Linked DNA regions of Mus musculus: region 2 is linked to region 1. A link is a contact called in ENCODE Hi-C or POLR2A ChIA-PET data. All regions are on one chromosome and are shown on one strand. The core of a region is the stretch at or near the end of the contact, and the rest is flanking DNA. Distances in the headings are between cores, read along the strand shown. Region 1 holds the start of C1galt1c1 (C1GALT1-specific chaperone 1). Region 2 holds the start of Mcts1 (malignant T cell amplified sequence 1).

Evidence for each region. Hi-C counts contacts between places; a loop is a spot of excess contacts on that map. ChIA-PET counts read pairs that join two places held with the same protein, here RNA polymerase II (POLR2A).
Region 2: a loop to region 1 is called in a map of heart, with 9 times the contacts of the local background. The contact joins the promoter of Mcts1 here to the promoter of C1galt1c1 in region 1. A Hi-C loop is called at or near these places in 7 of 37 maps with a recorded cell type or tissue (heart and left cerebral cortex). POLR2A ChIA-PET finds 5 or more read pairs at or near these places in 4 of 5 experiments (Patski and embryonic stem cell).

What each region holds. Positions count from the first base shown.
Region 1 is chrX:38,633,211-38,638,111 of GRCm38, forward strand. It overlaps C1galt1c1 (C1GALT1-specific chaperone 1), which reads right to left and starts at 1,933. Exons shown (of 2, transcript NM_021550.3): 1 at 1,768-1,933. Gm52440 (a long non-coding RNA gene) reads left to right here and starts at 2,078. Exons shown (of 2, transcript XR_003953098.1): 1 at 2,078-2,219; 2 at 4,158-4,901. It also overlaps the pseudogene Gm18436.
Region 2 is chrX:38,597,734-38,602,634 of GRCm38, forward strand. Mcts1 (malignant T cell amplified sequence 1) reads left to right here and starts at 2,738. Exons shown (of 6, transcript NM_026902.4): 1 at 2,738-3,045; 2 at 4,196-4,348; 3 at 4,843-4,901. The coding sequence starts at 3,035.

The DNA of each region.
Region 1 (4,901 bases), core at 683-3,182:
GGAACATTTGTGACTATTTTTAGCTCCTCGAAAGATACTTAATTCCTTGAGAAAGTTAAAAAATAAATAAAAAGGAGGAGAGGGGAACCTTCTGTATTTTAATTTCAATTAGAAAGTGGAAGGAGAGCCAATGTAAACAAAACAGCTGACAATATTATGGTTTACATTGTTGCTCGTCAAGACTGAATGTTCCCCAGTCTCTTCTGCAACTCTTCAAAGTTTCACTGGACTCCTTCTACTTCCACGGTGTCTCTTACGGTTGAAAAGGACCTTAGAAGCTGTTACCTGAGGTCATTTCTCTCATTTAAAGAATATGTCCAGTTATGTGTCAATTTAAAAAAAATGGGGCTGGAAAGATGATTCGGTGGACCTGAGTTTCCTGAGGACCTGAGTTCCATACCCAGTGCCCATATAAAAAGCTGGGCAAGGCAGGAAGCCATGTCTAACCCCAGCACTGTGGGGTTGGAGGCAGGAGCTCATTGGGGCCTGCTGGCCTTCAACATATTTCCTGGTTCAGGAAGAATAAAGGGGAGAGTGATAGAGCAGGCTACCAAATGTCTGCCCCATCTGACCTTAATACTCAACGCTGGGACCCCCTCTAGTGTCACACAAAGACTTCTTTTAAATGGGGAAATGGAGAACCATAAAGGTTAAATAGCTGATCTAAAGTCACAAAGGCTATCAGTGGTAGAAGTGACCTATAAACGCGACATGTGGATCTAGTAAACATAATTGATGCTTGCACCAAATTTTCCCATAATGCTACAAGGATACTACACTGACCCTGTCTCCCCCCTTCCTGTCCCCTTTTCTAAGATGTGAGATAGGGTTTCACTATGTATCTCCAGCTGATCTTGAACTTGTGATCCTCTCGTTTCATTTGTCCATGTGCTGGTATTACTTGTGTGTGGCAACACTTCTGGCTCCTATTGTTTTCTTATAAAAGAAATGAACTTTGACTTTTACCACAAAGACAGCTGTTTGAAGGACAGGTGCAGTTTCTAAGAGTGTGTGGGGAAGTGGGTGGGGGAAGGCAAGATGGTAGTTTCCCTCTGTAATCCAGAGAACTTGGTCAATAAACACTTCCCATAGGAAAGGAGAAAGAACAGAAAAGCTATGCCTCAAAACAGCATTGTAAAGTTCACCTTTATATTACTTGTTATAATTGCAGTTCTTATCACATGATCATTATTTCTGGCCAATACTCAACAATCCAGACAAGTACCTTCATATGATTTTGTGTCAAAAATTTCCAGAATTTTTCCTCCTAACGGCAAAAATACTATTAAAACTCAAAACGTCTACTAATTCTACACAAAATTATTTGTACAAATTATCCTAACATTTTTTTTTCTCCGCTGAGGAATTAAAAAAAAAAAAGTAACACCAACAATCCGCACGATGGGATATTTTTGTACAGAGGAGGGAACTTAAAACGCACACACAAGAGAAAGCAGAAAGTATGTTTTTGCGACAAACTTTCTTTCTTTTTCTGTTTTTAGAAGGAGAAAGTGGATGGAGATCAAAATGGAGACTGGGTACCAGGATGGATATCAGTGTCCCACTGAAGGGCCAAGGGAGAAGCTCTCGGAAGGCTGCTTTCCCCACTCCCGCTGGGTCCTCCCGCCGCACCTGCCAAGGCATCCCTAGTGGAGCATGCTGGGAACGGGCTAGGGCCCAGGCTAGGGCCCTGGCCTTCCCAGGGGAGGGAGGGAAGCAGTAGCTCTGGGTTGTGCTTGAAGTGGGGGCCGAGGTTTTGGCACTCACCGCATCTAGAACGGCTCCAGGGCAGGAAAGCGCTGCCTCACGAGGCTTGGACGTGAGAGGTCCAAGGCCCACTCTGTTACGCTCGGAACCAGGCTGCTCTAGACGCAGGCGGTATCCTCTCGTTGGTGTCATTAATGACGGAGCAACAGAGGAAGCTGACGAGGGTGGGGGCGGGGCGGGGCGGGGTGGGGCGGGGCGAGAGCTGGGAACGGCGTGGGGGGCGGGCTCCGTGAGACTCGGAAAGGGCCCGCCCCGACATGCTCAGCTGTACCCAATGGGATGCCCCGAGGGGCGTGCGTGTTTTAAGGCCCGCCCACGCTCCCTTCCTCGGTCTGCCTACGGGCGTGGAAACTGCCGGAGTGCGGAAGAGAGCTGCTGCTTACCTGATGTAGATTTCTAGATCATTCCTCTAACCTACTCTAATGTGTTGGTACCCTTGTGGTGACAAGAAGGTAATTCCTCCCAGTATTCCTGGCCTGGAACCAAAATGCAAGTCATTGAAATTGTCATCGCTTTGGGGAGCAAGAATTGGCTGTGGTTACACGGGTGGTAGGTTTCGAAGCCACATAGCCTAGAAGTGATCCTTCAGCCAAGTGCTTTGCTATCCTGGAGAAGTGACTTCATTTTCACGCTGCCTCTGTTCCTTCCTTTGTTGTGTTTGGAAAATATCTCACAGGTTATCAGTTAGTGTACATAACTCCCCTAGCAAAAGGTGAAGTGTAAAGTAAGCATTCAGTAAATGTTGGTTCTGTGTATTCCACCCTGTATTGCTAGCAGATAGTGCCAGGATGCAATAAGCAAATATTTGAGGAGTTAATGAGTGTTAGAAATACAGATGGAGAACCAAGCCCAGTACAGGATAAGGGGTGCTTTCAAAGGGCTAGCCAATAAGTCAAATGCAGAGTTGAGTGTAGACTCCAGGTCAAAGTAGGACTACAGAACCCCCCAATAAATACCTAGTCTCATTTTTTTTGTTTGTTTTGTTTTTTGTTTTTTCGAGACAGGATTTCTCTGTATAGCCCTGGCTGTCCTGGAACTCACATTATTATTATTATTATTAACAGAAATTATTATTCTGTAGACCAGGCTGGCCTCAAACTCGGAAATCCACCTGCCTCTGCCTCCAAAGTGCTGGGGTTAAAGGCATGCACCACCACTAGCCGGCATACCTAGTCTCTTGAAGTGCTCTTTTGTAGCTGGTGCTATTCGGTCACACTTGTAATGCCAACACTAGGGAGGCCAAGGTAGAAGGACTAGCAGTTAAAGGCCAGCCTTATAGCTATTCAAAAGGTTCTGTCACTAGATTTGGTTCGGGGAACACCGAGAAGTGACTTGGGCCTGAATTCCTGGAAACTCATACATTTGAGTGGTGACTGGCAATGCCTTAAGTACAATGGAAAGTTCAGGAAGTCTTGTAATGACATCTAGATTGCAAGAAATTACTATTCTGGCAGTAGTATCTTAATCGGGGTGTCATATTCCTGACAAACCTTGCTTTTCTTTTTTTGGGGGGTGGCATGTTTGTGTTTGAGCTAAACACATTCCCAGTGTTCAGTGCTGTTTACAAGGCAAAGACAAATGGAGTGGTTCTGTCTGTGTCCTGCACATATTCTACACGGGCCTGGTTTTTCTGCAGCAGGCCTTTGAAGAGGGCTTTGTCTTTGTGCTATGCATTAAGTGCCTTTCCTTTTTCCTCTTCACGGCTGGCATCCAATTTATCCATATCACAAACAAACAAACAAACAAAAAAACCAAACACCACCTCATATTCTTCCACAAACTCTTTGGCCCACATCTTCCTCATCTTTTCCCTCAGCATCTGCCTTCTGTTTCTCCAGAGACTTGTGAAAGTCATGAATGGGAACACTGTTGGACTACTTTGTTTCAGTCTCTCCAGTAATCCCTTCTCAGTGGCACTGTGAATATCAGTGCCTCTCCCCTCTCTTCTCTTCTTCCTTTTTCCTTTTTTTTTCCTTTTTTTTTTTTTTGCCCTCTTACTCAAAGGATCAGCTGTCCTCCATTACAGTGAAAGTTTTCTCATTTGAATTAGGTACTGGGTTATTTTTGCCAAATCTCTATTTACATTTGTGTTGAATGAAGCCCGGCCAGTGAATTCAATTTTCATCTATTCATTTCCAATGCTTTCTCATAGATTTCCTAAACTGGACTCATTCCCAGAGACGGCTAGGAAAAGTTCCTCGTTTTATAGCCTTCTACGGCCAGCACTGCCCTCTCTCTTTGCTGGTAGCACACTATTTGACAGGGAGTGAGTGTTGATTCTTTTTTTCCTCTCTGTGTGATTATGTATAATTAAATACTTATGTTAGCAATGAAAATCAACACATGGTGCAGCCTTATAAAGATTGAAACAACTGAAGTTTCCTTTGTAGATTGAAACGAGTGGAATTTCCACACCAGTGGGAAGTTGAAGACAGATCAAGAGCACTTTGTCTACTGCTCATCCCTTAGCCAGGTCGTATAGGTGAGATGCAACCGGCAAGTGCTGAAAATGAACAGACACAAAGGTTTACAAAACAACCCTGAAACCAAGACTCTCAAGCAGTATTGAAGTTTCCTCTGAAGAAGAAATCCTCATTTTATAATCTTTCAACGCACTATCCTGGATAATTTCTTTGCCGGAAGAATTTTGTTTTTCTTTTTTGCTGGAAGAATTTTGTTTTTCTTTTTTGCTTTCTCTCTCTCTTTCTCTCTCTCTCTTTCTTTTCCCATTTTTAAGGATTAGTTTTCAGCCTGCCAATAGTGGTACATGCCTTTAATCCTAGCAGTCAGGAGGCAGAGGCAGGAGGATTTCGTGAGTTCGAAGTCAACTTGGAAAAAGAGAATTAGTTTTCTTTTCCTTTTTTTCTTTTTTAAAGATTTATTTAATATATGTGAGTACATTGTTGCTGTATTTAGACACACCAGAAGAGGGCTCCAGATCTCATTACAGATCATTGTGAGCTACCATGTGGTTGCTGGGACTTGAACTCAGGACCTCTGGAAGAACAATCAGTGCTCTTAACCACTGAGACATCTCTCCAGCCCCCTTTTTGGTTTTTCAAGACAGGGTTTCTCTGTGTAGCCCTGGCTATCCTGGAACTCACTCTGTAGACCAGGCTGGCCTCAAACTCAGA
Region 2 (4,901 bases), core at 1,488-3,987, 35 kb before region 1:
TCTCCTGGTTTGGTGACATGTGGTATATTGTTTTGCTAGGCTGGGGAATGACAGTAAAGCCCGTGTCTTTCCATCAGTCAGTGATGATGAAGGGAAACAACCAGTTCTCTCTCAATAATGTTCCACATTGCTAAGTTATGCTGCTTTTTAGGGTAGATGTATTTAAAGATGCTTTCTTTCTTTTCTTTTTTTAAAAAGATTTATTTGGCTTATTTATTTATTTATTTATTTTTGAGACAGGGTTTCTCTGTAGAGCCCTGGCTGTCCTGGAACTCACTCTGTAGACCATATTTGTTTATTTTTATGTGAATGCACTGTAGCTGTCATCAGACACCCCAGAAGAGGGCATCAGATCCCATTACAGATGGTTGTGAGCGACCATGTGGTTGCTGGGAATTGAACTCAGGACCTCTGGAAGGGCAGCGGGTGCTCTTAACTGCGGAGCCATGTCTCCAGCCCCAACATGCTTTCAATTTAATGATATTTTCAGTTTATAGAATGGGTTTATGGCTTGGTAATCCCATCTTAAATCAGAGAGCATCTGTGTAACTTGTAGCGAATTATCTATTTTCACTAACACTAACCTCCTTAGTAATGGTTGTTTATAATGTACTTGTTATGAAATGCAGGCTCTTAGAGCAGCATGAGAATTGCTAGGAGAGGAGTACTACTTGGCAAGAAGTTGTGGACTTTCTTTTTCCTGAGACAGTTCCATTTTGTAGCCAAGGTGCCGCTGACCTCTCCTCCTTCCTGCCTCGACTTCCATGCTTTGCTCCTGCTAGGATTATACCTAGGGGCTACCATGGCCGACCCAGCTTCAGTTTTGCATGTTTATAAATGCAATATTCCAAATGCTTCAGTGTTGATTGATATTAGTAATACAGATACATGCTAAAGATGTTCACAAAAGACTGATGGGTAAACAGGAATACCAAATTGTTAATTTATAAAGACAAACATAATCGGTCATGCAGATTTGATTGGAAAATATTAAATTATTAAATGAAGATTGTTGATACCATAGAATCAAGACAAGGTAGGCATGGTAACCACTAATTATTCACAAACAGTTGAACAATATAAATGCATAGTAGGTTTGTCTGGAATATTTTAAAGGTTCATATCCCCATTGAGGACTAGAATATTTGCCCCTAGAGAGACTGTGGTATTTGTCTTATAGATCTAGTATTTCTGTGTCTCACATATTGAGTAGTCTTTAATCCCTTTGCCATCATGATTTCGTTTTTTACCTTTCTGATTGAAAACCCTCAAGAAGCATAATTTTGTTTTCTTAAAAAAAAATTTAGGGCTGGAGAGATGTCTCAGTGGTTAAGAGCACTGACTGCTCTTCTGAAGGTCCTGAGTTCAAATCCCAGCAACCACATGGTGGCTCACAACCATCTGTAATGGAATCGATGTCCTCTTCTGGTGTGTCTGAAGACAGCGACAGTGTACTTACACATAATAATAAATAAATCTTTGGGCCGGAGTGAGCAGGGCCTGGGTGAGCAGAGGTTTGAGTTCAATTCTCAGCAACCACATGATGGCTCACAACCATCTGTACAGCTAGAGTGAACTCATATACATAAAATACATAAATAAATCTTTAAGAAAAATGTTTTAGAAAGTATTCAAAGCTTAATGTGGTGGCACATGCTTTTAATCCCAGTACGAGTGAGGCAGAAGCAGGCAGGCGTCTGAATTTGAGGCCAGTCTGATCACCATAAGGAGTTCCAGGTCAGCTAGCATATATAGTGAAACTCTGTCTCAGAGAAAAACAAACAAAACAAAACAAACAACAACCCCCTACCATACAACCAAAATGTATTTCTTTATCTTTTCATTTCACTTGTGACTACTATTACTGGAGCAGCAGTCTTTTTATTCTTTAAGGGAATTACCTTATTTTCCTTTTTTCATTTGTTTTCTTTTAGAGATAGGGTCTCAAGTCTTCTCCAACCCTTCAAGGTTTGTGATTAGGGCATGAGTTATCATGCCTGGGAGGAAATTACATTTTTGTTTGTGTTCAAGAAATCAATTTTATTTGTTTTGCTTCTTTTTCAAGACAGGCTCTCTGTGTAGTTCTAGTTGTTCCGGAACTAGTTCTGTAGACCAGGCTGGCTTTGAACTCAGAGATCATCAGCCTGTCCTGCCCCCACCCCCACCCCAACTCCCATCCCTGTACTGGTTGGTATTAAAAGCTTGTGCCAAGATGTCCTGTTACATTCCTGATTTATAGTTCAGTTTTTAACTATCAGAGTGAAGCAGGGGACAGCAACCTGATGACTTATTTGATAATTCTATGACAGCACTTCACTGTCCAATGATTATAGCTACCAGATTAAAAAAAAGGTTGTTCAATTAAATTCAGAAAAACAAGTAGTTCTTAGCATAAGCAAGGTCAAAACGTAGATGAAGTATACTTGCACCAAAAGGTGTTCACCTTATTTGAAATTCAAATTTGACTAGGTATCTTGTAATTTTATTTGCTGAACCTGACAACTTTGACATTAATTTAACATGAAGCTATGAGGCTCGCCTAGGCTCAAGCAGCTTGATAGGCATCAATTCACTCTGTTGCTTCAGATAGGAAGCAAAACCTATTATCCTTACAAACTATTTAGCATAGTGGTAGGTGGCAACAAAGACCTAAGAATCTTGACCCTTTGAGGAACCCGTAACTGACTGCCACAATTTCTGCTTTGATTGATTCCCTCCCCCACTCTATTCTTCCAGCAACCAGAAAGAATTGCTTGATCACTTCTTCCTTCTGAAGTCCCGCCCTTTCGGCTACCCCCAATGGAGACTAAGCTGTTACTGAAAAGGAGCCGACAAAAGCGTCAACGTGGAGTCGAGAGGAGCGGAAGTAGTCAGATTTCGCTAAGGGCCGTAAAGCGGATAGTGTTTTCGCCTTCCGGATTAACGACAGCAGCTCCGACTGTCAGTGCAGGCCTTCCTCGTGCTGGACCCTTCCTAATTCAATTTCCTTCCCATTCCGGGCCCTTCCCTATCGTCGCCCCTTTCACCTTGGATCATGTTCAAGAAGTAAGGACACGCTGTGGCCTCCATTGGCTGCTTAGAAAGGCGGTGGGGGTGGGGGTGGGGAAGAGGGAGAGAGCAAAGGTCCTCTTTCTCTCTCCCCCGCCCCTGCCATCCTGACTTCCTAAGGTTTTGTAAAGTATAGTACTATGCTCACTTCGGACTTGGACCACTTCTTTAAGCTTTCCATCCTTAATCTTCAGTCGGGGCTTGGCTCTCCCGCTCCCATTTCCTTTTTCCTTAGCCCTGTTCTGCCTTTCCAGCAGTGCTATCTCCATTCCTAGTATTCTACCAATCACATCCTTGCACTGTGATTTAGGGGCACATCCTCAGCTGAGAGGAGAGCCCTGCACTCTGCTATATGTTTATTAGTTATGAACTGAAAAAAGGAAGGCTTGACTTCCTGGGTCATGGCAGTGAGGGAGTCTGGGTGACAGGAAGCAAGCGGCTGGCCTGTCAAGCCTATTGCTAAGCTGCTAGATTAACCTTGTCTTGAGAACAACGTGGTAGCCCTATGTGCTAGTCTGTGTAAGGAAGACCAATTTCCTTGGAAACCTATCCAGTGGGTTTATCTTCCAGATCTGATAGACGCAAAAGGAAAAAAGGGGAACATGGGCAAAGGAAGGTGGGTTTTGTGCATGAAAATTTGAGCAAATCTGGACAGGGATTTTAAAATTATCTCACTATTTCTTTAAAAAAAAAAAAAACAAAAAACAACAGACTACATAGCCTGCTGGGGCTCTCATTCTTTTGTTATGCTTCGGTTAGTCTTTTGTATTTTAATGTGTGAGGTTTCTTTTAGATTAAAAAATAGATTTTTATTAAATAGATGGGAGTCTTTTTTTCCTTTGAGCAGAAATTTTCAGTAAAAGGCATTTTTGTTAGCTGACAACAGATTCTAGCATAACAATTTCTTTGCCCCCAATAATTGCAGTATGTATGAGAGTTTATTCTAATACTGTCTTTAACACGTTGGTTTTGTATTGTATAAGACAAATGGAAATTTGTATTTTAAAAACAATTTATTTCATAATTATTTTAAGCATGAGTACTTGCTTGGGAATAGATGATTAATTAGAACCTTACTTTTAGATTTCTGATTCTTCTGCTTAGCAATGCCCTTTTTTTTTCTCTTCAAAAAAAAATCATTTGCCAGATTTGATGAAAAAGAAAATGTGTCCAACTGCATCCAGTTGAAAACCTCGGTTATTAAGGGTATTAAAAATCAATTGCTAGAGCAATTTCCAGGTATTGAACCATGGCTTAATCAAATCATGCCTAAGAAAGACCCTGTGAAAATTGTCCGATGGTAAGTCCTTGTTTTTTTCCATGTAAAGATTAGAGTAGCTGAATATCAAAGGTTAGGTTGTTTTCATTCTAAATGGAATTATTATCGATAGAGCAATGATGAGAATAGACAGAGTTAACTCTAAAAGTTAGTTGTATTTCTATTTTCAAATCTTATCTATGTATATGAAAATGCTACTTTGTGTAATGTTTTATCAAAGACTTGTTTTTATTTATAAGTCGATTTATTTCAGTTTGCTCTTGAGATTTATTTTATACTTGACAGTGGAATTACAATAATAAAATGTAGAATGAAATTGGCTGTAGCATGTCATATTTCCTCTCTTTTTTTCTATATCGGACAGGTATTTTTTGGTCAGAATATTTACTGGAAAATAAGCTTAATGTATCTTTGTATGTGCATATTTCATGTTATAATTTTTATAGGATGTTTGACTTACATCCATTTTTGAACGAAAGTATCTAACTTTGTTCTCTGTGACATTTGTCTTACAGCCATGAACACATAGAAATCCTTACAGTAAATGGAGAATTACTGTTTTTTAGACAAAGAG